Regions from separate parts of the Homo sapiens genome. Here all the other regions are linked to region 2. The links are chromatin contacts, found by Hi-C in ENCODE. All regions are on one chromosome and are shown on one strand. Each heading gives the region's core, a stretch centred on a gene start or an enhancer-like site at or near the end of the contact. The rest is flanking DNA. Distances are from core to core; before and after follow the strand shown.

What was found. Hi-C counts contacts between places; a loop is a spot of excess contacts on that map. Pooled maps may share reads with other maps.
Region 1: a loop to region 2 is called in a pooled map, with 16 times the contacts of the local background. The contact joins the promoter of COG3 here to the promoter of UFM1 in region 2. A Hi-C loop is called at or near these places in 4 of 50 pooled maps.
Region 3: a pooled map shows a loop between it and region 2 (15-fold over the local background). The contact joins the promoter of PDS5B here to the promoter of UFM1 in region 2. A Hi-C loop is called at or near these places in 5 of 50 pooled maps.
Region 4: a pooled map shows a loop between it and region 2 (16-fold over the local background). The contact joins the promoter of NUFIP1 here to the promoter of UFM1 in region 2. A Hi-C loop is called at or near these places in 5 of 50 pooled maps.

Annotation. Positions count from the first base shown.
Region 1 is chr13:45,459,984-45,466,820 of GRCh38, forward strand. COG3 (component of oligomeric golgi complex 3) reads left to right here and starts at 4,956. Exons shown (of 23, transcript NM_031431.4): 1 at 4,956-5,227. The coding sequence starts at 5,054.
Region 2 is chr13:38,348,530-38,355,857 of GRCh38, forward strand. It overlaps UFM1 (ubiquitin fold modifier 1), which reads left to right and starts at 1,322. Exons shown (of 6, transcript NM_016617.4): 1 at 1,322-1,392; 2 at 1,470-1,526; 3 at 5,710-5,767. The coding sequence starts at 1,391. RefSeq lists silencers at 852-961, 1,659-1,873 and an enhancer at 1,072-1,281.
Region 3 is chr13:32,582,576-32,589,424 of GRCh38, forward strand. PDS5B (PDS5 cohesin associated factor B) reads left to right here and starts at 3,877. Exons shown (of 35, transcript NM_015032.4): 1 at 3,877-4,018. PDS5B-DT (PDS5B divergent transcript) reads right to left here and starts at 3,870. Exons shown (of 3, transcript XR_001749808.1): 1 at 3,802-3,870; 2 at 3,229-3,347; 3 at 2,443-2,994. RefSeq lists silencers at 3,562-3,931, 3,942-4,021, 4,442-4,691 and an enhancer at 4,922-4,981.
Region 4 is chr13:44,984,598-44,991,282 of GRCh38, forward strand. It overlaps NUFIP1 (nuclear FMR1 interacting protein 1), which reads right to left and starts at 4,874. Exons shown (of 10, transcript NM_012345.3): 1 at 4,428-4,874. The coding sequence starts at 4,839. GPALPP1 (GPALPP motifs containing 1) reads left to right here and starts at 4,941. Exons shown (of 8, transcript NM_018559.5): 1 at 4,941-5,145. The coding sequence starts at 5,058. RefSeq lists enhancers at 4,412-5,050, 4,675-4,744, 4,935-5,124, 5,051-5,687.

The sequences.
Region 1 (6,837 bases), core at 3,706-6,205, 7.1 Mb after region 2:
TTCTCATGCTGTTCTTATGATAGTGATTGGGTCTCATGAGATTTGATGGTTTTAAAAAACGGGAGTTTCTCTGCACAAGCTCTCTCTTTGCCTGCTGCCATCCATGTAAGATGTGACTTGCTCCTCCTTGCCTTATGCCATGATTATGAGGCCTCCCCAGCCAGGTGGAACCATAAGTCTAATAAACCTCTTTCTTTTGTAAATTGCCCAGTCTCGGGTATGTCTTTTTTTTTTTTTTTTTTTTTTTTTTTGATTCAAGGTCTCACTCTGTCACCCAGACTGGAGTGCAGTGGCGCCATCTTGGCTCACCACAACCTCCACCTCCCAGGCTCAAGTGATTCTCCCGCCTCAGCCTCCCGAGTAGCTGGGATTACAGGTGTGTGCCACTACCACCTGGCTTATTTTTACATTTTTAGTGGAGATGGGGTTTCACCATCTTGGCCAGGCTGGTCTTGAACTCCTGACCTCAAATGATCCACCTGCCTTGGCCTCCCAAAGTGCTGGGATTACAGGCATAAGCACTGTGCCTGGCTCTCAGGTATGTCTTTATCAGCAATATGAAAATGGACTAATACAGAACCCAACACACAATTAATGTTTGATAAGAGGATGAGTGAATGAATGAATGGGTAATCTATAATGTTACTAGATCTCTAATGCTGTACAATAAGCACACACACACATGCACCCACACAACGAACATATAGGCATAATTATGATATATGCGTATCATTATAAATAACACATACTCATTAAAACATTTGAAAAACAAAATACAAGTAAAATTTAAATGTAATTAAAATGACTGTCTAGTAAGCCATCAAGCAAATTTACCATAATTCTATACTTAAATTGTTTCTAAATGTTTTTTAATATCCTGCTGTGAACATCTTTGTAGATAAAGCTTTTTTAAAAAAAATTAAGAGATTATCAATTTATGAAAAAGCCCTAGAAAAGGAAGTAAAAAAAAAGTGAGCATTTCAAGGCTAGTGATAGATATTTCCAAAAATGTTTTTACCAACATTTACACATGACTTTATTGCATGTGTTTTAATTTTATTATTAGCAAAGAGGCAGTTCATAGCTTTTTGAGGTTGAAATTTTGGAAGGTAATTATGTCTTTCTTCAAAACATGCCTTGATTCTAAATATTGATTCTGAATTCTAAGCTGTGGTACTATTTGTCTAATTCTTCTGTTATTATGAAATAAAGCCTTAGCTACTATTTAAATAAATTGTCAAGGTTTACAGTGATTTATAGTCACTGATGTGTAAATGAGAAATTGATAAAGTGAGTAAGAAAGGAAATAATTTGAAAAGGAAAACAGATCTTCAGACCCTTGATGAAGCTATAGAAACCTATAGCAAGGGAAGTGGTTCTTCTGATAATAGGCTGGAGAGTATACATAAAGAAATCCATCAATTCCACAAGAACGTGCTCTGAAAATTCACGAGGCAATTGTACACATGCAGCTGTGTATAAGAATGATTTGAACTATTCCATTTTGTAACTTTGCTGTTTTATAAGCAGTGAAGTAAAATGGAAAATGATCTGAGAAGTCTGTGTGTTCTAACGTTCTTCCTCTTTTACGCCATGTTTAGTGTTTTGGCACTAGTACAACCTTGAAGTACCATAGAATGCTGGGAAGCAGTTCTGCCAGCCTGTAATGCTCATCCTTGGAACTCATGCTTGCTAAAATGTCCTGTGACAAAAAAGTACGAATGGGTTCAAATGTACGAATGGGTTCATGTTGCTCACTTTCATTTGTGTTAGCACAGAGGGAAAAGAGAAGGTCCTGCCCAGTGTCCTGGTTCCAATGACAGGTCTGCCCTTTACTAACTGTTATCCTGAGCAGCTCACAAACCTCCCTGAAGTTTGTTTTTATCATTCATTAAATAGGGCAAAAAATAATATCCACCAACTACCTACCTGAGTGAAAGTGAGCAGCAGATGAGAGGTGCTTTGGAAATCAACACATGAGCTATTCTTGCAATGCCACATTATTAGCGGGGGTCCTTTGCAGTGTCCAGGTTTGAGTCATTGAGGAGGGCTGACCATGGCGAGGCTATGAAGCCCTCACTATAAGGAGGTCTTTGGATCCTTACCGCCGTCTCCTTCCCTATCTCTCCCCTTCCTCAATCTAGAGCACCTCTGCCCCTTGTCCCTTAGGCATTTTTCCATTTCCAGGGGCCTATTCTAAGATATTACTGGGTGAAAAACCCTAGGAAGCAAAGAAATGTGGAATTGCAGACACTTGTAGTAGGTAATAGGAAAGTTTAACCATGGTCTATGTCTTTATTAGGGCAGTAGACAGTAGGATGTGGTGCAGTCTTTCTCAAACTAGAGCTTGTGATTACATTTTTAAAATATTTGTTTTCATTTCAACTCTTTTTTTTTTTTTTGAGACAGAGTCTCGCTCTGTTGCCCAGCCTGGAGTATAGTGGCACAATCTCAGCTCACTGCAAGATCCGCCTCCCGGGTTCATGCCATTCTCCTTCCTCAGCCTCCCGAGTAGCTGGGACTACAGGTGCCTGCCACCACGCCCGGCTAATTTTTGGTATTTTTAGTAGAGACTGGGTTTTACCATGTTAGCCAGGATGGTCTCGATCTCCTGACCCCATGATCCGCCCGCCTCAGCCTTCCAAAGTGCTGGGATTACAGGCGTGAGCAACCACACCCAGCCTCATTTCAACTCTTAAAACTATATTCATGCATATTCTGGATCACCAACATGACAGTTTTATAGTTTAGGATTACCACATGATTTCAGCTTCCACCCTCCTTGTTTGTGCATATAGAATATTTTTAATAAAGCTACTAAAAACAGCAGGGTTGTTTTAATATGCAAATGATATATACAAGCCAGATAAAGGAAAAATGGTATTAGGGATTTACCCTGAGTCAAGTGTTCCCAGTAGTTCAAATGGTGGGGAACACAGCATGCTGCTGGTATAACAGAAGTGTGATGAACTCCCAAGCAGCTGTATAGCAGTAGTCAGGACTGTCTTCGTGTTGCCAGAAGCAATTTCGTTTTCCAGCAAAATAATATCCCACATCTCACTTGAGTTGTTAATGTGAATGTTATTGGTTATATACCGTTATATGTTAGTTATATTTCTGTTGGCATGTAACTTGCATGTCTATTTTGGTATAAACATCCAAAGCTTATGTCAAGTCTTATTTTTGTTCATACTTAAGCAATATAATACAATTATTTACATCAACATTGGGGATCTGCAGATTTTTTAAGGGCTTTGTACAGCAGGCAACTTGGAGAAGCTGTGGTATATAAAGGGTGTCAGACACAGTCAGGATATCTAAGTTCCAGTGGTGACGCTGATGTTAACCACCTGATTGCAGGATGTTAGGCTGCTTGCTTCACCTCTACGGGTTGTAGTTTGCTCCTCTGTAGACAGAAAGGGCTTGATTATATGATTTTAAAATTCTCTTCCAACTTCAAATTCTATTCTTTTTTTTTTTGAGACAGAGTTTAGCTCTTGTTGCCCAGGCTGGAGTGCAATGGTGCAACGTTGGCTCACAGCAACCTCCGCCTCCTGGGTTCAAGCGATTCTCCTGCCTCAGCCTCCCGAGTAGCTGGGATTACAGGCATGCACCTCCACGCGCAGCTAAGTTTTTTTGTATTTTTAGTAGAGACGGGATTTCTCCATGTTGATCAGGCTGGTCTCGAACTCCCGACCTCAGGTAATCCGCCCACCTCGGCTTCCCAGAGTGCTGGGATTACAGGTGTGAGCCACTGCGCCCGGTCTCAAATTCTGCTCTTAAAAGATCAGAGCCTTCATTTGGGAACATAGCCAGGCACTGATTTGTGCTATAAAGCCTGAATAAAGCCTTCAGACTTTACCCAGACAATGGTCAAAATTGCTACGAAGCTGTTTCCACCTGCCTTGACTCCAGGGAGGAGCAGGAAGAGGCCTCCATAACTTGTAGAAGATTGTCTGTTCTCCACCATTTATTTATTCAATCGTTTATTTATAGCAGTATGGACTCATGGGTATTTATTTTATTCTGTAAATTATGATCCAATACTATCATTATTTATTTTGTTGCTCAAATCTACAATATGATTTAAATGGTAGAGTAGAATTACATGTCTGTACCACAAATTATTATTATTATACATTTTGAGACAGTCTCACTTGATGCCCAGGCCGGAATGCAGTGGCAAGATCTCTGCTCACTGCAACGTCCACCTTCCAGGTTCAGGAGATTCTCCTGCCTCAGCCTCTCAGGCTGATTACTGGCATGTGCCACCACGCCTGGCTAATTTTTGTGCTTTTAGTAGAGACGGGGTTCAACCATGTTGGCCAGTCTGGTCTCAAACTCCTGACCTCAGGTGATACGCCCACCTCGGTCTCCCAAAGTGCTGAGATTACAGGCCTGAGCCCCCGCGCCTGGTCTGTGCCACAAATTCTTGATCCAGTTCTTCAATGTTGGACATTTAGGTTGTCTCCAGTTATTTGATACCATTAATGATGTCTGAGATACACACATCTTTGAATTTTTTATGTGTTTCCGTAAATTAGTTTTCTAGTAGGGGAATTACTGGATGTTGGAAAAGTTTATGCTTTTGGTTTTGATCCAAGAGGCATAAATTGTCAACATGCCAACATGGAAATCATACACTCCACACATTCTACCCAGACTACCCAGCTGTAAGCAGAGAGGTGTAGATCCAAGTCTCCTGCCGGCAGGGTGATTTAGCGCAGTTGTCAATAATCTGTACAACACGTAACAATAAAGTTATTGATGTTGAGGAAAAGACTTCCGGTAGGGGCATTTCTATTTCCATTGGGTCCTGTCTTCTCCACCTTCTACGTTTCAACCGGAAATAGTCGTACCCATTTAAAGCCACGTCGGTACTGGCCTCGGTCCCGCCCCCCACACTGCGGAACCGTTTCCGGGGTCAGGGCATTCCGTCCCGCCCCGCCGCCGGTGCAGTGTTGGAAGCTCCGGTTCTCCCGGAAGTGGCCCAGGTCTCTCTGTCGGGGTCCCCTCCATCTCGCTGCTGCTGAAGGCCGCGAGGGCGGCGGCGATGGCGGAGGCGGCGCTGTTGCTGCTGCCTGAGGCGGCGGCGGAGCGGGACGCTAGGGAAAAGCTGGCTCTCTGGGATCGGAGACCGGACACGACGGCGCCGCTGACCGACAGGCAGACGGACTCGGTATTGGAGCTGAAGGCGGCGGCAGAGAACTTGCCGGTGCCAGCTGAGGTGAGGTGATGGGCAGGAACCGGGCCGGGGCGATGGGGCTGGGATTCTCCTCGGGCGCCCCGGCAGGACCCCGGCCTCACTAGCCTCTGCCCAGGATATCTCTCCACTCCTCCCTGGCCATGGTGGCGGATCCGGTGGGAGGGGCCTCATCTCCCAGGCTGTCAGGCTTCGCTCTGCCTGCGACCCCGACTCTAATTCTGCCTGGGGACGGCTGTGGGGGTGTCCTGCAGCTGGTGCTCGCCGGAACCCAGTCCTCCCCCAGCAGCATGGGACGGTTGGCCCGGAGCCTTGCACCGAACGTTTTGCCCCAGACGAGGCGTCCTGTCAGCCGAGGCGTAATCCTGCTGCCCACTCTCTCCCAGAAGGAGAGGCAGTCAACCCGAGGTGCTGTGCTGCAGGACAGTCTCCAGCGCGTGCTCGTTTACCGCCTTAATGATTCACCTAGGTTGCTTTGTCCATGGGGGTCTTGGGGAGACCAAAACTTGGTCCTGAGTGAGTTTCATTTATCGCACATTGAACTATGAGCTCTCAATCAAGTGCAAGTTATGGGAGATCAGATTTATTTCACCTATTGCAAAGCAATAAAAATGAATTTTATTTGAAAGTTGGCTCAGTACATTATTAAGCAGTGCTGGTTTTCGGTGTTAGAGTCAATGTGTTTAATCCACTTACCATTAGGATATTATGCACTACTGCTTCTTGTGTGATTCAATTCAATTAGTTGTAATAGCAGGAAGTAACATGAATTGTCAGATGTTTGACAAACGTTTTCCAGTTTTGAGGGCCAGGTTTAGGAGGATTATTTTATATAAGCAGTGGTGATGGTTACTTTTGATGTTGGAAGCATTCTTTTCTCTCGCTCTGTCGCCCAGGCTGGAGTGCAGTGGCGTGACCTCGGCTCACTGCAACCTCCACCTCCCGGGTTCAAGCGATTCTCCTGTCTCAGCCTCCCGAGTAGCTGGGATCACAGGTGCCTGCCACTACACCCGGCTAATTTTTTGTATTTTTAGTAGAGATGGGGTTTCGCCCTGTTGTCCAGGCTGTTCTCGAACTCCTGACCTCAAGTGATCTGCCCGCCTCGGCCTCCGAAAATGCTGGGATTACAGTCGTGAGCCACCGTGCCTGGCCTGAAGCATTCTTTTTATACGATTTGGAATTGTGTCCAAATGCAGATTGAGTTTAGAGTCTTCAACTTTTTCTGTCCTCCAACTTTAGAGATTTGATTTAAACGTTCTCTTCACATTCACTGTTGTATGCTCAGCCATCAAATAGGCGTTCTTTCTTGGGTTTCTTTTTCCACCTCTAGGATATGGTACCGGAAGTGGATCTGAAATCAATGAAGGCGCAGGTGGAAATTTCTTTGGCTCAGCTATCAAACTCTTTTATACCCTGGATAATAAAAGTTGTTTGCTCTATAAATTTTCCAGTCTGTTTATAATTGATTTGGCTCCTACTGCAGCAGGATGCTTGGACTTAATAGCACTGAGGGTGTGATGGGGGAGATACATATTCTACAAAAAAATTTGTTTTCATTGTCATGGGTCATAAACTATTATTTCTTATTCTCATTGAGCATGAAGGAGAACGTTTGGAATGAACTAAATGGAATC
Region 2 (7,328 bases), core at 72-2,571:
CAATCAATATTTGGCTTCATCTACATATATGGTAAGACCATTATTTTAAAAAGTGAGGATGGCTGTCATGAGAATGTTGGAGTCTTACTTGCCTACTCAGAACCAGAACTCTCTCCACTGGGAAATGTCACCATAGAAGATCAGTTGGCTGCAAAATTATTGTAAAGATGAATTTGATCTCCATTATCCCTACTACAGTTCCTTCCTGGTTCCTCTCTTAAGTATCTCTCCTTAAGAATCTGATGCATATTCTAAAGATCAACTAGATTGCCCCATTATTTTAATGCCTACCTGCTTCCTCCTTTGTCTATTCATGCTAATGTTTTAAAAGGGCATTTCAGTCATTGTGAGACAGACGCATATTTTCCAAACACAGAGGTTTAGATCTGTAATAAAGTTTAGAGGACAATTTTCTTCCGTCATCACTACACAGGATGTTAGATCCTAGAGAGTTGACGCCTACCTGCCTTACTCATCTTGGATTCCCCAGAGTTTAGCTTAGCGCCGGGCAAATAGAAAGGGTTCAAAGTTGGTTGTTAAATTGAATAAATGTGGTCAGTGATTAGCAACTCAGCGCACTGGTTTAATTAGACCATATAACAAATTACTGAAATCTCCTGTTCATAGATGTGTCTTCCCAACTAGACGCCACGTTCCCCAAACGTAGAAACCTCATTTTTTCTCACCCACCCCAGCGGGAGTCTTGGCATAGATAATTCGTACTTGATAGCTCTCTTACTTAACCGAAATTCAATAGTTATAAATCAGTATCGGAAAGTAAAGCGTGAAGGAGAAACTATGAGAAATGTAAAGGATATAACAGGATTGGTTTGCTGGAAAGACGGAAGAAAACTAATGATAAAGCAGTGTTACAATTCCTGCTTCTGGAGCACCAATTAAGCTTTTCCGCGCTCAGGTTGCCTTAGAAACTTTAGAGCGCGTCCGCCCCAGCCCCGCCCCCGGCCTCGCCCCGAGCTTCGCCCCAAGTCCATCTCGCTCTTCATCCGACTACCCCATACCCTTACTTCCGCCCCAACCTGCCAACTGGAACCTAGGGTCCTACGCTCTATGCCCACGCTTATTCTGCCTGACTAAAAATATGGTAGCAAATTACCAAAGTTAGAAAGATATCTTATAAATATAATCCATACTTTTTTCTTAGATATATAAACGCAAAAGCACAAGATATTTGTAATTTAAAAGCGCCATCTAGCATGAGCTCTTAGGGCCAATTTTCAGGCAGTGCGTTGGATAGCAACAACTTCGGAGGTCCCCAGATTGCAGAGGGAGACGTGGACGTGAGTGGAGCGGGGCGGTCCCCAGCACACTAGAGGAAGTCGTGCTACCCCCGCGGAGTTGTCGTGTGTTCTGGATTCATTCCGGCACCACCATGTAAGTGTTTGCTTACCGACTGCCATAATTCCTGGTCCAGCTGCCCGACCCTGACTCTCTCCCGCTCTTTTCCTCAGGTCGAAGGTTTCCTTTAAGATCACGCTGACGTCGGACCCACGGCTGCCGTACAAAGTGTGAGTAGCTCGGCCGAGATGGGCCTTTTGGGGCCGGACAAGACGGGGCTGGGTTGGGGATGATCCGAGCTTTTCCAACAACTACCCCACGCAGTCTTCATCTCTTCACTTCATCTACTTTCCTGGCTCGCGCCCTTCCAGGAGCCTTTCCCACCGGAGCCTGCGAGGAGAGGTCCGTACTTGCTCGCTAAGTGTCAGCTTGGCAGCTTGGCCCCGTCACGAGGGTGTGGGTGTGTTTCTGATTAGTGACCTCCCCTCGGAATTCATTTGGTGGGCAGGTGGCGCGGGAGGACAGGTGGACCAGGTTCTGGTAATTTGTTGGGATTCTTAAACAGTCCCCATCTGCTGGATATTAGAAAAGCGTTTCACCGCTTTGGCCAGCTGGTTGAGGAAGTTAAGGAAGACATTCCATCTTGATAGTCAAGACTTTGAAATTACTTGAACATTTGTTATTCCGCGGCTTCTGAGTTTCGTTGTGTATGAGTAACTCAGCAGTCGGGCATCACAAAGTAATGAGACTCAGATCACACCCTTCCTATGCTGGGATTTAATAGAGTATTTGGTAGGAATGGGAAATGCAGATAGGGGATAGTTTATCCATGTGGGGCCTTTACTTATCCTTCGCAGTTGAGTGATAGATTTTAAGTAAACACTCTTGAGGTTATTGCAGTTGGAAGTAGCATGAAATGTAGCAAAGAACAGGATTACAATAGAATTTTTTGCATAATTAATTAGTACCTTGGCCTACCTAGCTGACTGATAAATTTCAATGATTTACCAATCCATGATCCGTACAACCTCTCAGCCTTTTCCTCCCTTGATCTTTTCATCTCCAAAATATCCCTGTTACACTTTATCTCAGGTGTTCATGGTTGCAGCCTAGAACCTTAAGATTCCAATAATTGCTCCATCTCTGAGATGTCGTTTACAGGCACTCTTATGGATAAATACATTCTCTCCTACATGATTTACTATAATTTCTCATCTACAACGTTTCATTTAATCCATTAATCACAGTGATTTTTTATCTGTAGCTATCCCCACTTCTATTCCTTACCTTACTCCTTATATAGTTAAGAGTCCATTGGTCCACCTTTAAATCATTCTCATGCAAACACCCTCAACTCTGGTGGCCCTGTCTCTCCTCTCAGCATATTTTGGTTAGTGAAACACCAACTCTGAAACCAGCTGTTTGTATTATCTGTACATAGCTGACTGCCCCTGGAGAAAATAACAGACTGGAGGGTTTACATTAAATTCATGACTACAATTAATAGTACCTAGTACTTAATACATTCTTCAAGTTTGCTCATTTTCCTCCTTATTCTCAGAAAAGATTGTTTAAAAATTTCAAACTTTCCACAGCTGCTGTCTCCCTTGCTATCAAGCCATCAGAGGGAAATTCTATCATCTTTACACCAATGTAAACCTACCACTACATGGATAAATCCGTTAATTTCCCATCCTGTTAGAATGGAAAAAATGACTTCACTCCTATGAAAAACCACTTGAGCTATAGTTCCCATCTATTTCAGTCTTGTCAAGGTTAAAGTAGATGGAGTCCAGTGCCCCCTCTCTCCTCATGATTGGTTTTTCCCTTTCTACTGGATTATTCTCATCAATATGCAAATGTACTCGAAAGAGAGCGTGAGAAGGAAGGAAGAAAATGATAGAGTAGGACAATAACATTAAGAGCCTGGAACATTGTACCAGTTCAGTTAATATGTGGTGACTGAATGAATTTAGTAGGTACAACTGTTGTTTAGTATGTATGTGTGCGTGTGTAGTTGTGTGTGTATGTGTATAAGGATGTGTGTGTGGAAAATTCACATAACGTGTAAATGTGTGTACAAGGGTATCTGTGCTATATTTTCTTTTCAAAGTACATGGTAACTAGTACTTGGGTACTTGACAAGCTTGCCCTTTTAATCTTTGCTTCCTTTACACATGTTCTTTTCTGTGCTTAGAATGCAGTCTCATGATCACAACATATTTTATAGTAATAAAAATCTCACCTCTATGAAGTTTGTTTTTTTTTCTTTCTTTCTTTTTTTTTTTTTTTTTGTGAAACAAAGTCTCGCTCTGTTGCCCAGGTTGGAGTGCAGTGGCACGATCTTGGCTCACTGCAACGCCCGCCTTCCCAGTTCTTCTCCTTCCTCAGCCTCCCAAATAGCTGGGACCACAGGTGTGTGCCACCTTGCCCAGCTAATTTTTTGTATTTTTAGTAGAGACGGGGTGTCACTGTGTTAGCCAGGATGGTTTCCATCTCCTGACCTCGTGATCTGCCCACCTCGGCCTCCCAAAGTTCTGGGATTATAGGCGTGAGCCACCCCTTCTGGCCAAAGATTTTTCTAATTGTCCACAGAGTTAATCTCGCCCTTCTTGAGTTACCTGTGGACTTAGTCTTTATAATAATTCTTACCAATTTATGTTATTATTTTGTTTATATATTTATTTAAAAAACAAATGATGCCAGTAATTTACTTCAAAAATTCTCATTAATGTAAATTTATTCAAAACACTGGGATAATTTAAGTACCGATTTTATGAAATGACTGGCAAATACAACTTTAAATCTAGATAAGATCTGTGGAGTCACTGTAACTCTCATTTTTTCTAATTTTCTGCCAGTTAGAACTTGCATTAAAAGATGTTTTCATTTTTGATTTGTTTTTATTGGCTTGTCTGTGGACACTCACCAACTTAATATACAGATAGAAACTTATTTTAATGAGCATCAGTATGACATCTAGGTATATTGTAAGGACATTTCCAAGTCTCCGATTTAAAAGTGAATTGAACTCCAAGGGTTTAGAAGTTCTCCAATTGATGCAGAGTTTTAGGAAAATGAATCTCAGATTCTTAACTACATATACACTGCAAAAATACTTTGTAAAATACTGTTGCCTAGTTTGTAAACTATGACATTGCCAGTTCGTTAGTTTTTAAACAAATGGCTATCCTTTATATGTTTTTATTTTTTTCCACCCCCCAAAAACATTAGTAAAGAAAGGGTAAAAATGATACCCATTTTCATCCTTTAATAGTATTTTGGAGTTGTGGAATGAGGGCAGCCAAGAAATCTATTCACATTTCTATTACTGAAAACTGGTACCATATGCTGTTCCTGTTATAATGATTCTTATAGTCAGAGATCTGTAGACTGAGTGAGGAGCCTGGGCATATACATGAGAATAATGGTAGCTGGTATTGAGACACTTAAGAACAATACAATAATATGGTGGACAAATAGAGAAGTTTCAGTGAGAAATGTTAGCTTGTAAGTCTCCTCTGCTTTGAAAGATTGTTTTCTGTTTTCACTCATTGTAATTTATGTTACCTTAGGGATCTTATTTTTTAAAAGAAGTTTTAAAAACCTCTTACTGTGTCTTAAAGTGTTTTCTTAAGGTATAAAGTAAATTTCTGTTTTGATTTTTTTTATTGGAAAGTTCATACAGATTGACCCTGGGACTAAGTCATTAAGAAAAAAAAAATATATTTATTCATGATCTTTAAAATACTTGCCGTTATATGAGTCAGTTAACAAAATCACTCATCCCTCTCCAAAATGTTATTTCACATTTTACTTAGCCCACTTTAAATGATGGTAGAAAAATCACTTCATTATTGGCATTTTGACATAATGAACTTCATGCATTTTCATTAATTTGGTCTACTAATTTTGAACATGATTATTAAGAGTACACAGAAGGTTCATCAAAAGCTTTATGATCCAGTGATGCTTCCCAAGTAGCCTTCTACTTATAATGAAAATGATAACATTACTGGGTCAAGTGCATAGATATTTAGATGGGAGGTAAAGTGGACTGAAGACCAAGGAGAGCTTCACCTTTTTGAAATCCATCTCTAGAAACAAACAGCAGTTCATATGCTAGACTTACATGTATGAAAGTGTTAGAAATATATAAATCTACACCTTAAAGGTTAATTCTCAAGTGGAGCTCGGGCACCATCCCAGCTCTAAGGCTATTTGCTGTTTGGGTTGTTATTATTATTATTATTATTTTGAGTTAAAGAATGTAGTATGCAATCAAAATCACTAACTTTGAAACTGAAAAGACAGCTTTGTCCAGATTGGCTACAGTAGTGGAAATAAGGAACAAAGGGGCTTTTTTAGAAAATGGTGACTTTAAAAGAAACTGTTTTAAAATTCTTCTTGCAGACTCAGTGTTCCTGAAAGTACACCTTTCACAGCAGTCTTAAAGTTTGCAGCAGAAGAAGTAAGTACAGAAGTTGGAACAACCTTTATGGAATGCGGTTTGCCAATATGCTTCAAATGTCTTTAAGAGTTGCATGCACTTTGACCCATCATTTCCATGTGGCTTCATTACTAGGTTTATGTTATCAAAAAGTAGGATGATAGTTAAGACTTACTTTCAGATATAAGAAGCATGAGTTAAACAAATTGACATATCTGATTAATGCAACCATTGAAAATTATAAGAATTTAATGAATTTTTATGAGAATTTTTATGAAAACTAAAAAGGTGCTGATTTTTAAATGTTTTTTAAAATGCAACATTATATCACATTATATTCTATATACTCATATTTTACTAGTCTTGATTCCAAAATTGCAATTTCATAGAATCTTTATCATAGTTTTCAAATTTTCTATATGAGCATGTGGACTGTCAGTAAAATTTGTTGTTTTGAAAAGTTTCTAGTTTTTTAAAACATGTTTGAATTTTCTGTTTCATAAGAAACAATTTTTTTCATCCAAAATTATTAGAAATATCTATAATGCAACTTTTTGGACATGACACTTGAAAAAGTAGCTTGATCTGTTAGAAATGGCACCCAAATGTGACTTCGGAGACTTAGGGTTCCTGTTGTAGGTGCGTCATTAGTTAGCTATGTGACATGATGCAAATCCCTCTTTTTTATTCTGCAAAATGGAAGTAGTTAATACCTGTCCTTCCTCTCTGATCAAGTGATTTCGAGTAAAAACATTATTTCCTGAAATTTTCTGTTGAAGTTAAAAGTGCTAAACAGGTACGTTGTAACCCAAATCAAAACGTTTTGGTTCAGAATCTTTTGAAAAGTTTATAGTCACAGAAAAATAATTTTCTTAACTACATTAATAAAAAATAGCTTAACACACAATCCTGCCCTGTACTTCACTGATTTATGGCAAGTCAGCCAATCCATCAGTGCTCAAAGCTCCTTGTATTGTCAGGAATCACTAACATTATTTGTCACTCATTCAGAATTAAACTGCCAACTAGTAGCATTTGTTTTGTGTCTGATAGATTCTTCATGCAGAAAGAATAAGTAAAATGAGATGGGACACAAATCTGAGTATAGCATTGTCATTACTTTTTGCTGCACAGATTACTTGCAAGAAATATTCTAGTCTGGGGCATAACAGAATCCACAAATTCCAGATTTAAGAAGTAGATCTATATAAGCTTTATTTAATATTTGTTATATTTTTTAGTTACTCATTGTGTGTCCTTTATAATGCAAAGGCATTTTTTGTGATCTTGGTTTTCTAATTAAAATAGAAGAAAATCTTAACATACAGTAGTGAATAAGAAACACCACACAACCATATATATTGATTAAGGTAGTTTATAAGTAAAGCTTACAGTAGAGTAAGCTACAGAAAAGAAAATATTAAGAAAACCATAAGAGAAAGTATATTTACTATTCATTAAGTGGAAAAGGATCACTATTATGAATCATAGGTGTTACATATTTAGAAAGGATATGACTTTCAGATCGTTGTGAGAGGGGCTTTCACAAGATAACATTGTAGAATCATTCAGTGAGAACAAA
Region 3 (6,849 bases), core at 2,627-5,126, 5.8 Mb before region 2:
TCATGAATGAAGGATCAACTTCAGGGGCTTGGAGTTTATCAAAATGCCTCACCAGTTTGCCTAATGCCTAAAATATCACAAAGCTAATTTCTGTTGGGCTTAGTTTCTCCTAATGGATATGAATGGGTTAGTGTTTTTTTTTTTTTTTTTTTTGAGATGGAGTCTCGCTCGGTTGTCTAGGCTGGAGTGCAGTGGTGCGATCTCCGCTCACTGCAACCTCCCCCTACCGGGTTCAAGCAATTCTCTGCCTCAGGCTCCCAAGTAGCTGGGATTACAGGCACCTGCCACCACACCTGGCTAATTTTTGTATTTTTAGTAGAGACGGGGTTTCGCCATCTTGGCCAGGCTGGTCCTGAACTCCTGACCTCGTGATCCACCTGCCTTGGCCTCCCAAAGTGCTGGATTACAGGCGTGAGCCACCGAGCCCTGCCTAACTTTTTCAAGTAACACAACCACATTCCAACATGTTTTCTGAGAATCCAATGCCTTAACCCAATAAATTAGTCTAGTGGGAATTTCAGCACTGTTGCAGGCTAACAGGGATCATATTTTTGTCTTGACTAGCCTTTGGGACATACCTTGAATTATGCTGAACCGGTAATGTTTGTCTAGGTAGGGCCCAGTCTTATCATTTACTAATTAGCTGCCCAGTGTGCTCTACTATGTATAATATGATAAACATTTCACCATATTTTGGAAACCATGCTGTAGTGCAGCAAGGCTGTACTCAAAATGCAGTAGGGGCCATAGGGGTATATTTAGGACTGTCCAGGTTAATTGTGTGCATTCCTGATGTCTTTCAACTTGCTAACCTCTTTAACCTCAAATTTGGACTCTATTAAAAAAAGCCCAGGTAACTCAAATATGAGTGATGTGGCAGACTGAATAATGGTCCCCTTACAATATCCATGTCGTAATCCCCAAACCTTTGAATATGTTATGTTACATGGCAAAGGGGAATAAAGGTCACTAATCAATGGACCTTAAATTAGAGATTATCCAAGTGGGCCCAATATAATCACAAGAGTATTAAAAGTGGATGAGGGAGTCAGAGGAAGAGCTGCGGTGACAAAAGCAGGTCAGAGAGACGCCATGGAGCTGGCTTTGCGGATGGAGGAAGGAGGATATGAACCAAGGGATCTGGGCAGCCTCTGGAAGAAGGAAATAGTAAGAAAAGGGATTCTCCTTTGGAGCCTCCAGAAAGACACACAGCCCTGACAACACCTTGATTTTAGCCCAGCGAGATACCTGTCAAACTTCTGCACTCCAGTAAGACAATAAGTTTGTGCTCTTTTAAGCCACCAACTTTGTGATGATTTGTTATAGTGACAAAGTAAAATTAGTAGAGGTGGGAACTACATTTGTGGTTATTCATAATCAAAGACAATTCTCCTAACCATTTCTGTATAAAACCAGCATTTGGACATAATTCCCACATAATTTCTCTTTCTTGGTGTAGAAAGCATTCACAACTGAGTTTTGAATGGTTCACACTCTTAAACTGTCTTAAACAATGTTGTGTTATGTTGCTCCTAATGAATTGCAACTTGGCTATTTTTAAAAATCCCAAACACAGAAGATTATTTTTGTTCAAATATCAACTTTAGATTTTAGTTTTCCCAAACAATATTGTTTTAAATGAAGGTTTATATTACTGATTTCTGTAAAGCCACTTGCAGTCATATAAAAGTATGCCCTTTTGTTAGAAACTATGCCTCATTAAAGCTTTAGGGTTTTTCCTCTGTCTGTCCTAATGGTAATTGCCCCATTGACCCTTACAATGTAGCTATTTTGAAGGCTATCTCCTTTCTGCCCACTCTTTTCTTGGGCTTAATCCTGTGGTGTTAGCAGCCTAACGTGGGCAATATGTATTCCGGGCCTCATTGAAATTCAAGGCATCATTTTATAAGAGAGAGGGTTAATGGTGAAACTGGCAAAACTGCTCACAAAGTTGACGTGACACCTTCAGCCCTTTCAGGACTCACTGCCATATACAAGATGTAGAGTGACATTCTTAAACAATTCATACATCCAACAAAATATTTACTGAGGCTTCCAGGTGTCAAATAATGGGGATAAGAGCACTGAATAATTTATACAAAAACTCTTAGCCGGGCATGGTGGCTCACGCCTGTAATCCTAGCACTTTGGGAGGCTGAGGCAGGCAGATCACGAGGTCAGGAGATCGAGACCATCCTGGCCAACATGGTGAAACTCTGTCTCTACTAAGAATTACAAAAAATTAGCTGAGAGTGGTGGTGTGTGCCTGTAGTCCCAGCTGCTTGGGAGGCTGAGGCAGGGGAATTGCGTGAACTCAAGAGGGAGGTTGCAGCGAGCCAAGATCGCGCCACTGCACTCCAGCTTGGCGACAGATCAAGACTCCATCTCAAAAAAAAAAAAAAAAAAAAGAAAGAAAAAAGAAAAAAAAATTCTTGCTTTCATCCTGGCTTTCTTCTGAAACTTTCTGGCTTCCTGGCTTTGGAGGTTTGGGAATTGAAGAAAATAAAGTAAAAAACATAATAAAAACAACCAAAGAGGAAAGGTTTTTCTAGATCTAGACATCCTACTCTCCCATACAAGATTTATGTTGATGGAACAACGATGTAAAATAAGAAAATTCCTGAGATAATTTTAAAAAGAGGGCAGAAAAAACTCATAGTAGACTTCATCGAGGAATGTATAAAATGGGTAGAACCTGGAGTATTCAGTGGCAAAATCTTGGACACAGGAATACAGTAACACAACATATTGGTCTAGCAAGCACTGGAGGAGACTGAGGCGGAATTGTCCAGCGAATCCCACAAAAATGGAAATGAAGAGGTCTCAGTATCTCTAGGTGCCCGGGTCCGATGGAATACCGATGTACATACCTTTTCTAACACAGTAGCATTAGTTTATATATCAGCATTACCTCTCTTTTGTTTCAGTTGATAAGTATCCTACTGTAATCCATTCATTCACACTTTGCTTGTTCATTGTTGAAACAAATTCTCCCTGGAACAAAATTCTAGTAACCAAATACATCATATCAGGGGAAACTTCCTTACAGCAGGGATGGTATTAAAGTAAAAAGAGGAGGAAGTCCCTTCTTCAGCTCTGGCAGGGACCCGGCTGGGGAGGAAACCTTCCCGCAAGGTAGGTGATCTGCTGTGGTGACCAGGCTAAACCCACTCTACAGCTGCAGGAGGGACTGGCATCCCTTAGAGGTGAAGAGGGGAGGAGACCCACCTCCTGGAATGTGTCCCTGTGGTCTCCAGATGATTTCTTCCTCTAATAAGGACAATTCTGCCAAAGGAATGGAATGCTTCGTCACAGGCTCAATTACTCTGTCTCCGCCAGCCTACCACCTATAAACAATTCCTCAAATTAGGAAAGCGGGGAGATTTAATAAAGACATAACACGTAAAGTGTAGGAAAACTATTTGTATGGCATTCCGAGACGACTAGGTCAGAGTTAACAAGTAAGGAGCAAAGTAGTTAATAATACCAATTCTGTTTACCCATCACAACACCTGTGCTGAATGTCAGGGTTTAAAAAAATCTCCCAACCTTTATCTAAAAAGATAGGGCTACGTAACAATCGGTGTGGTTTTTGTCGGTAGAGGTCTAGGAAGCCGCAAGAGTAGTGGACGCCTTGACAGCTGCCCTTCTCGCGGGCCCCGCGGCGGCGTGCCCGTGTGGTTGCGTGCGCGCGGACGGGGCGGGGCTGAGGAGGGACGTGCGCGCGCGCGGACGGGGCGGGGTGGAGCTCGGAGGGCGGACGCGCTCGGGGCCGTCTGGTCGGCAGGGGGCGCTGCGCACCCATGCCGCGCTCTGCCTGCCCCCGGGTGCTGTCCGCGGCGGTTCGATTGGAGCAGCCGCCGAAGAGCGCTTGGCGCCATTTTGAAGCGGAGAGGAGGAGGAACGGCAGGGCTGGCTGCGGAAGGGGAGGGGGGGGGAGAAGGCGATTGGATGCGGCGGCGGCGGCGGATCCCGGAGAGCCCCGGAGTGAGCGGAGTAGCGAGTCGGCAACCCGGAGGTAGGAAACAATTCAGTTAACGGAAAGAAAATGTCTCTCTTCTCTGGCTGCGGCGCTCCATTTTTCAGCGGCCGCCACTGCCGCTGTGTGCGTGTGTGTGGCAGGGCTGAAGCGCCGCCCGCCTGGGTGCCAGGCGCGACTCGCCTCCCGGCATCGGGGGCTGCAGCGGGTGGCTGCCTGGCGGTGGCCCGGGGCGGGGGTCGCGGGGCGCGGGCCGGCTGCGCGGTGGGGGTGGGGAGGGCCCCGCGGCCGGCGCGCGCCTCCACGCCGCGGGTTCTGCCGCAGCCTCTGGAAAATTAAACTTGCCGCTCTGATCCCGGCCGGGGCGGCGGCGGCGGCGGGCGGTGACCTTGCGCGCGGGCGGGGGTCTCGGGGCCGCCCGGCCGCCCGCGCCCTCCCGCCGCCGCCGTCGCCGCCGCCGCGCCCCTCCCCCCGCGCCCCGGCCGGCCGGCGGCTGTTTCCCGGGCGGCAGGCGGGCGGCGCGGTGCTCCTGTTGAATCCTCCCGCGGGCGGGCTTCTCCCCCTTCCGGGCGAGGGGCGGGCGGGGACCGCGGGTCGGGGCCGCGGGCGCTCTCGCCCCCGCCGCCGGGTCCCCGCGCGCCGCCTGGCCTCCGCTTCGGGCCAGGGGACGGGCTGAGCGTGACATTTTTGCACTGTCCCTCGCCGCTCGCCGGAGGGAAATCGCGCTCACCGCGCCACCCCGAGTGGTCCCCGAGCAGCCAGTTGAGGAAGAGCCCAGCACTGGCGTGGAGGGACTCCTCCCAGGCCACAACTGGGTTCTAGCTTTCCTTTCAGAAGGAACGGCGGGGAAAATGGTGTGCAATTGTGACTCGTTATTGTTTTTACACTGTTATTTTAATGTTACTTTAAAAGTTTTCGGTCCGGAGAAAAACCTTGTTTGTTGTTGTTGCTGCTACTGCTGTTGGTTTTTGGTAGAGACGTGAAAGCTAACTCTTAAGTAGCTCGACAGTTATTTTGGACGAATGACTGAAACCAGAAACGCCGCCCCTCGCCTTCGGAGCTGCAGGCTGCTGCGTTCCTTGCCGCGGACGGGGCGAGCTCCGGGAAGGGTTGGTAGAGCAGCTACCCACCCACTCCACGCGCGTCTTCAACAGCCTCTCTCCCCCAGCGAGGGTTAACCCTTTTTTATGTCGAAGAAAGTGCTTCTCGTACTTTTAATAAGAGGTGATGGATGGGCAGTGGTGCCCAGACTGATCCTACCCTGTTGATGAAATAGTTTCGAAAACTTTGGGTATAGCCTTAATTTAGAGGGTTGGTCTGCGGTGTGGAGAGAGTTGGGTAATCCTATACTATCTTCCTAATGAACTTCAAAAACTCAAGTTGTGTTTACATACAGGAGGCGAGCTGTAAATAAATCGTAATTACCCAATGCTTGAACGGCAGTATAGTCATTGTTCTCAGTTAACACATCCCGAGTTCCCAGACAGAACGTTTTTTATATTAACTCATGTAGTGGTCAGGTAAAGTAATTAAAAGCCACAAATATGGACTTGAAAGACAGCTCTTCATGCAGTACACATGTCTGAGATGTTCGCATCTTTAGGGACAATAAAATGAGTATTCAATGGTGTATGCAGGTCAGTTCGTGCAACAATTAATCTTGTATCTCATGGTGATAGCAGAAAACCTAATTAAAATTTGTAGTGCTGAATATGTAGGTGAAAATTACATGGGAACTTTTATGTGAAGATAGATTTAGTCTCAGAAACTTAACTGTAAAAACACATCTTAAGAACATTATTCCTTATAAATAAAATTTGTACTTAATATACATTTACAAATATGTCTAACAAGATGCACTTTAGACTTTATAAAAATTACCAAAATAGTGACTTTTTCCTCCTTTTTCTGATGGTTTTAAAAATTGTTCTCTTCTCAGCTGGCGTTTACTTAAAGGTATATTTTAAATGGGAAGGTAGTGTTTGTCTTGGCCTTTTTTCTTTTTTTCTTTTCTCCTTGTTTCGGTTAAGGCTGATTTTCCCTATATTAACTTTTCTTTTACAGCAGCTTTTGTTACTCTTGTAGGCTTTGTTCTCTCGTGTTATGTCTCTCCCCTCTCCCCATATTAGAGAGAGATGTGGTGATGATAGTGATTGTTGTTAGGAGATGTTTGTATTAAGCTTATTTGTAATAAGATTCTACCGAGTTGGCTGTTGGATGAAAGTTGTTTAAATTGTTCTGCAGCTTTGTTTAACGAAGTAACATTTTGAGCAGTAGGCTTTATCAATAATTTGTTAGGCCTAAGATAAAGTGATACTCTGTATTAGGCAGGGCTTGCCCTGGAGAGGGGTGCAATGGTAGAAAATACCCAAAACTTTGTGGGGAAGGAATATTTCGGGAAGCTGTATTCTTTCTGCTTTACCTCTTGGGAAATTTAGAGACTGCCTTAGAACTAACAGGAGTGCTCAGTATGATTTGGCATACGGACTCTTGAATGACATGGACTGTATATAACGTATATTGGAAAAGAATACATTTGTGTTTCCTCTGTTAGTGTTAAAGAGCAACAAGAAAACTTAAGGATGATCTCCAACTCACTTATACATGAGAAATTAGGTTCAGATTTTAATTTCATTGATTTATCTGAGGTCACAGTCATATTCATGTGGTGGAACTGGGGCAGCCCTTAAGATATCCTGGAAGCTTAGAAGTTTCCCCATTGTCTTTTTTTGTTCTATTCAGGATTTAGCAATATTTATTAATAAAAATTCAGGGTAGTACATTACCCTCCATCCCCTTCTCACCTTTTTATTCATTTAACCAAGAATAAAGTTTTGTGGTTAGCCGTCTGTTTCAGCGTCTGGTTTTTA
Region 4 (6,685 bases), core at 3,624-6,123, 6.6 Mb after region 2:
TGCCACTGTACTCTAGCCTGGGTGACAGCAAGAGACTCTATTTAAAAAAATAAATAAAATAAAATAAAAATAAAACACTAATTGTTCAGATTCAGTTTAATGCAGAATTGAATTTTTTTTTATTATTATACTTTAAGTTTTAGGGTACGTGTGCACAATGTGCAGGTTAGTTACATATGTATACATGTGCCATACTGGTGTGCTGCACCCATTAACTCGTCATTTAGCATTAGGTATATCTCCTAATGCTATACCTCCCCGTTCCCCCCACCCCACAACAGTCCCCAGAGTGTGATGTTCTCCTTCCTGTGTCCATGTGTTCTCATTGTTCAATTCCCATCTATGAGAGAGAACATGTGGTGTTTGGTTTTCTGTCCTTGCAATAGTTTACTGAGAATGATGACTTCCAATTTCATCCATGTCCCTACAAAGGATATGAACTCATCATTTTTTATGGAATGCAGAATTGAATTTTCTGCAAAGTTGGAGAATGGTTTTAAATTAACACTCTTGTAGCTTGAAATATGATCTATATGGTGTCAACACCCAAATTTATAGCTCCAGCCACAAATCTCCCCTGAAAGTAGACTAATAGCTAAAAGCCTATTCAATATCTCTACCTGACACAAATATATTCCAACTTTAATTCCTGGACTTCCTTCCAAATCTGCTCCATCCACATTCTTACCTATCTCAGTTAATAGCAACTCCATCCTTCCAATTGTTTGGCAAAAAAACTTTAAATTATCCTTCTCTCCTCTTTATCTTGCATCCCATATATCCTATCTTTCAGTAAATCATGCAGTCCCCACCTTTAAGGTATAAAAGCACATCTCATTTCACTGCACTTCGTTTTACACAGCTTTTTGCAAGCTAAGGGTCTGCGGCAACCCTACATCAAGCAGGTCTATCAGCACCATTTTTCCAACAACAATGTGCTGTCTTTGTGTCACATTTTGGTGATTCTCGAAATATTTCAAACTTTTTCATTTTTATTACGTCTGTTATACTGATCTGTGATCAGTGATCTTTGATGCTACTACTGTAATTGTTTTGAGACACCATGAATCGTGGCCATATAAGATGGTGAACTTTATAAATGCTGTGTATGTTCTAACTGCTCTACCAACCGGTGGTTCTCCTCTCCCTCTCCTCAGGCCTCCCTATCCTCTGAGACGCAATATTCAAAAGTAGGCCAATTAATAACCCTATCATGGTCTCTAAGTGTTCAAGCAAAAGGAAGAGTCACATGTCTCTCATTTTAAATCGAAAGCCAGAAATGATTAAGCTTAGTGAGGAAGACACGTTGAAAGCTGATACAAGCCAAAAGCCAGGCCTCTTGTGCCAAACGGCTAGCCAAGTTGTGAATGCAACTACTGAGAAAGGGTCTCACTGTCAGCCAGGCTGGAATATAAAGGTGCAGTCATAGCTCATTGCAGCCTCAAACTCCTGGGCTCAAGGGATCCTCCTGCTCTGCCCTCCTGAAGTGCTGGGATTACAGTCGTGAGCCACCGTGTCTGGATGAAAAGTTCTTGAAAGAAATCCACAGTGATTCATAGATAGTGATTCCTCTAATGGATCTGAGCAAAGTAGATTAAAAACCTTCTAGAAAGGAGGTTTTGATTCACTATTCAAGATACCATTAAGAACATTCATGATTTATGGAAGGAGGTCAAAAGATCAACATTAACAGGAGTTTGAAAGAAGAAATTCCAACCCTCATAGACGATTTTGAGGAATTCAAGACTTCAGTGGAGGAAGTCACCTCAGATGTAGTAGAAACTGCAAGAGAACTACAATTAGAAGTGGAGGGGCCAGGCGCAGTGGCTCACGCCTATAATCCCAACACTTTGGGAGGCTGAGGTGGGTGGATCACGAGGTCAGGCGATCGAGACCATCCTGGCTAACATGGTGAAACCCCATCTCTACTAAAAATACAAAAAAATCAGCCGGGCGTGGTGGTGGGCGCCTGTAGTCCCAGCTACTAGGGAGGCTGAGGCAGGAGAACGGCGTGAACCTGGGAGGCAGAGCTTGCAATGAGCCAAGATCGAGCCACTGCACTCCAGCCTGGGCAACAGAGCAAGACTCCATCTCAAAAAAAAAAAAAAAAAAAGAAGTGGAGCCACAAGATGTGACTTGCTGCAATCTCATGGTAAACCTTTAATGGATGAGAAGTGGCTTCTTATGGATGAGGAAAGAAAGTGCTTTTTTGAGAAGGAATCTACTCCTGGTGAAGATGCTGTGAACACTGTTGAAATGACAACAAAGGATTTATAATATTATATAAACTTAGTTGATAAAGTAGCCTCGACTTCCTGGGCTCAAGGAATCCTCCTGCCTCAGCCTCCCATGCTTCTAGGACCACAGGCATTCCACCACGCCTGGCTAATTTTATTTTTTTTGTAGAGACGGGGGTCTCACTTTGTTGCCCAGGCAGGTCTCAAACTCCTGGGCTCAAGCAATCCTCTTGCCTCTGCCTCTCAAAGTGCTAAGATTAGGCTGGGTGCAGTGGCTCACGCTTGTAATCTCAGCACTTTTCGGAGGCCAAGGAGGATGGATCACTTGAGGTCAGGAGTTCGAGATAAGCCTGGCCAACATGGTGAAACCTTGTCTCTACTAAAAATACAAAAATTAGCCAGGCATGGTGGCGGGCACCTGTAGTACCAGCTGCTCGGGAGGCTGAGGCAGGAGAATCACCTCAACCTGGGAGGTGGAGGTTGCAATGAGCCAAGATCACGCCATTGCACTCCAGCCTGAGCAACAGAGACTCTGTCTCAACAAATTAAAAAAAAAAATAAATAAAGTGCCCAGATTATAGGTGTGAGCTACCCTGCTCAGCCTAAAGTATTTTTTAATCAAGGTATGTAAGTTGTTTTTTAAGACATAATGGTATTGCACACTTACTAGACTATGGTATAATGTAAAAATAACTTTTTTGCCCCATAGGATCTGCAGGAAAACATACTTTTACATGCAACGGAAAACCAAAAAAAAAATAATTGTGTGACTTGCTTTACTGCAGTGGTCTGTAACTGAACCCACAAGAGCTCCAAGGTATCCCCAGATCTAGAATCCAACTACTTCTCACCATCCCTTGGGCTTCACCCTGGTCCAAGTCTCCAATATCTCTTGTTTAGAAAAGTAACTACAATAGCTTCCTAACCGGTTTCCCTTTCAGTCAGTTCTCACCAACAGACACATTAATCCTCTTAAAACGTAAATCAGGTCATGTCAATCCGCTGTACTACCCACCTCACAACAGTAAAAGTCAAAGTCCCACGATCTACAAAGACATACCAGGTCTTACCCTCCTCCCCCATCTTCTACAATTATACTCCAGACTCAGTCCTCTGTAGCCACACTGGTTCCCATTCTGATGTATAGCTTCTAAGCCTCAAGACCTTTGCACTTGCAGTTCCTTCTGCCCGTACCCCTATTCTCCCAGTTGTATGCATGGCTGTGATCTCTCACCTCCCTAAAGTCTTCGCTCATATGTCACCTTCCTTATGACTAACAATGACATTTAAAACTGCACTACCTGGCCCGGCGTGGTGGCTCATGCCTGTAATCCCAACACTTTGGGAGGCTGAGGCGGGCGGATGCCTGAGCTCAGGAGTTAGAGACAGGCCTGTCCAACACGGGGCAACCCCCTTTCTACTAAAAATATAAAAAATTAGCCGGGTGTGGTGGCGTGGGCCTGTAGTCCCAGCTACTCAGGAGTTTGAGGCATGAGAATTGCTTGAACTCGGGAGGCAGAGGTTGCAGTGAGCCTCTCTGCAGAGACTGCATAGGCTGGAGTGAAGTAGATCGCGCTACTCTTCACTCCAGCCTGGGCGACAGAGCGACACTCTGTCTCCAAAAAAAAAGAAAAAAAGAAAATCCTGCACTACTTACCATTCTTCTTTGTTTTATCTCTCTCCATGCCACTCAACCTTCTAATGCACAATATTTTATTTTGCTTATTGTCTGTCTTCCTACACAAGAGAGATAATATTAAGCTCCATAATATTTTTTGTATGTTCTGCTCACTGCTATATACCCAGATTCTGGTACATAGTCGGAATTCAATAAATAACTGCTAAATGGAATTAACAGTCAACAGGAAAACATTCTAGTCAGACATATTTTGAGAACAAAGGATTTACAATATTATATAAACTTAGTTGATAAAGCAGCCTCGACTTCCTGGGTTCAAGGAATCCTCCTGCCTCAGCCTCCCATGCATCTGCGACCACAGGCATGCCACCATGCCTGGCTAATTTTATTTTTTTTGTAGAGACGGGGGTCTCACTTTGCTTTGAGATGCTAATGACCAGACTCCAAGAGTGCAGAGGCAAGGCAGAGTAGAGAGAGGAAGCAGAGAAAGGGGAGAGGAAAGAACGGGGGAAAAAGGTAAAGGGGTCGACTCACGTGGAAAAATAGCCTACCTGCAGGGTTGAAGGACTTCTGATGCCGAGGAAACCTATCAGAAGACTGTCTCCAATACCACGATGTGGAAGCATGGAAATTCCAAGGCTGGCCGCTGGGTTGAGGCTGAGAATCAAGGGGAGACTGGGCGTCGAAGGGGGGTTGCGCCCCGGGAAGAATCTGGGCGTCGAAGGGGGGCGGAGCCCCGGGGAGAGACTGGGCCTCCATGGGGGGCTGCGACTCAGAGGAAGGCTTTGACCCGGCTGCGGGAAGCGAGGACGTAAGTGGTGGTGGCGGTGGCGGCAGCATTGCCCAGAACATCCAGCTGTCCCGCGGCGGGGCAGTGTCGCTCAGGGGCCCTAACGTGGGAGTCAGCTCGGGAGACGCATGCCACCCGATAGGAGTCTCGAAATCACTAGTCGGCTCAGCCATACCACTGGCGGGTCCGGAGTCTAGCACGCGACTGTGGAGCAAGCATTAGGCGTCACTTCCTTTACCGTGAACTACAAGGCTCAGCCAACCACAGGCTTTACGTCATTTCTCGGCGCCGGGAAACCTGCCATTCTTCGCTGCTGATCGCGGGATTCTTTTTGGATAGGGTTGACGTTCGTGGATAGACTCATATCTGTGACCAGTGTCCGCCACCGCGGATGGCAAGAGACCTGATCGGACCGGCCCTGCCGCCCGGCTTCAAGGCCCGCGGAACAGCGGAGGACGAAGAGCGGGACCCGAGCCCTGGTAAGCGGCGGCGTCTCCGCTGCCCACCAGGCCCATCTACCCACTCCCTGGCCGGGCCCTGCTCGCTGAAGAAAGTCGGAGGCCTAGGAGGGCGGAGGAGTGGGGAGTGGGCGCGGCCTGACCCGAGAGAACTTTTCTCTTCCCAAACAGTAGCAGGGGGGAGGAGGCTGGGGGACCCTCCTAGAAACGAGCTTTGGCGTGGTTTGGCTTCGTGATGATAATACATTCTCATTTAGCCTTAATATGAGCTGCACGCTGCCCTAACTGACTGATACCCACTCAGTCATTTAAGCCGTATAAGAAAAAAACTATTTTCCCATGTTGCAAATGGGTACGCCCAAGCCCATGCCAGTGTCTAGATCATACTGCTAGCAAGTGATGGAGCGCGACTTAGAAGGAAGCGGTTCTCTTAACCTCTGTGCCATATTGCCTTCTGATTACAAGAACCTTGCAGATCCTGTTCTCTCCAGCCCCCGACCTGCCTTCCTAGCCTCTCATTCTGTTATTGCATCTGACAAACACAGCCCAATACTCAATCCAGTCTGAGTTGCTGCGCAATTCCTTAACGCTCTAGGCTTCTGGGCTTCCTCTGGTTGCATTCCTAAACATAACTGACAAACTTCTCCCCATCCTTCAAGGCCCAACTTAAATGTCACACCAATAAAACCTTTCCAGATTCCCCGAAGCATTGTCATGCCTTTCTTTTTGCCCTCGGGTTTTTTCCTAATTACATTGCATATTTAGTACACTGTATTTGAATAATTTGTCGACATAATCTGTCTCCACCATTGCACTATGGTCTTCTACCTGAACACGCAACAGGCACTTGGTATATACGAAACGAATGCTTCTCGGATTCCGGCATGCATACCTATCTGCTTTAATGTTTATTCACATTTGTAGACTAGCACCGACACCCAGTTGGAGAAGAGTAAAGCTGAAAGAGTAACCCTGCCATTTCTGAATCTAATTTTTCTTCCTGGTCTACCCGGAGGCTATGTTTCTACTACAGGCCCCTTTCCAATATAATTTCTGTCATAACCACTTTAAAAATTATGCCTTCCAGCTGAGCGAGGTGGCACAAGCCTGTAATCTCAGCACTTTGAGAGGCTGAGACGGGGCGGATCACTTGAACTCAGGAGTTCAAGACCAGCCTGGCCAACATGTTGAAACCCCATCTCTACTAAAAATACAAAAATTAGCCGGGCGTGGTGGCGGGCGCCTGTAATCCCAGCTGCTCTGGAGGCTGAGGCAGGAGAATCGCTTGAACCCAGGAGGCGGAGGTTGCAGTGAGCCGAGAGTGCCACTGCGCTCCAGCCTGGGCGACGGAACGAGAGTTTGTCTCAATAAATAAATAAATAAAAGTAAATGTGAAAAATTATGCTTTCCTTCCTGTAGGAGATAGCTTTAAAAAAATAAAATAAGGCCAGGTGCGGTGGCTCACGCCTGTGAACCCAGCGCTTTGGGAGGCCGAGGCGGGCGGATCACGAGGTCGAGAGATCGAGACCATTCTGGCCAACATGGTGAAACCCTGTCTCTA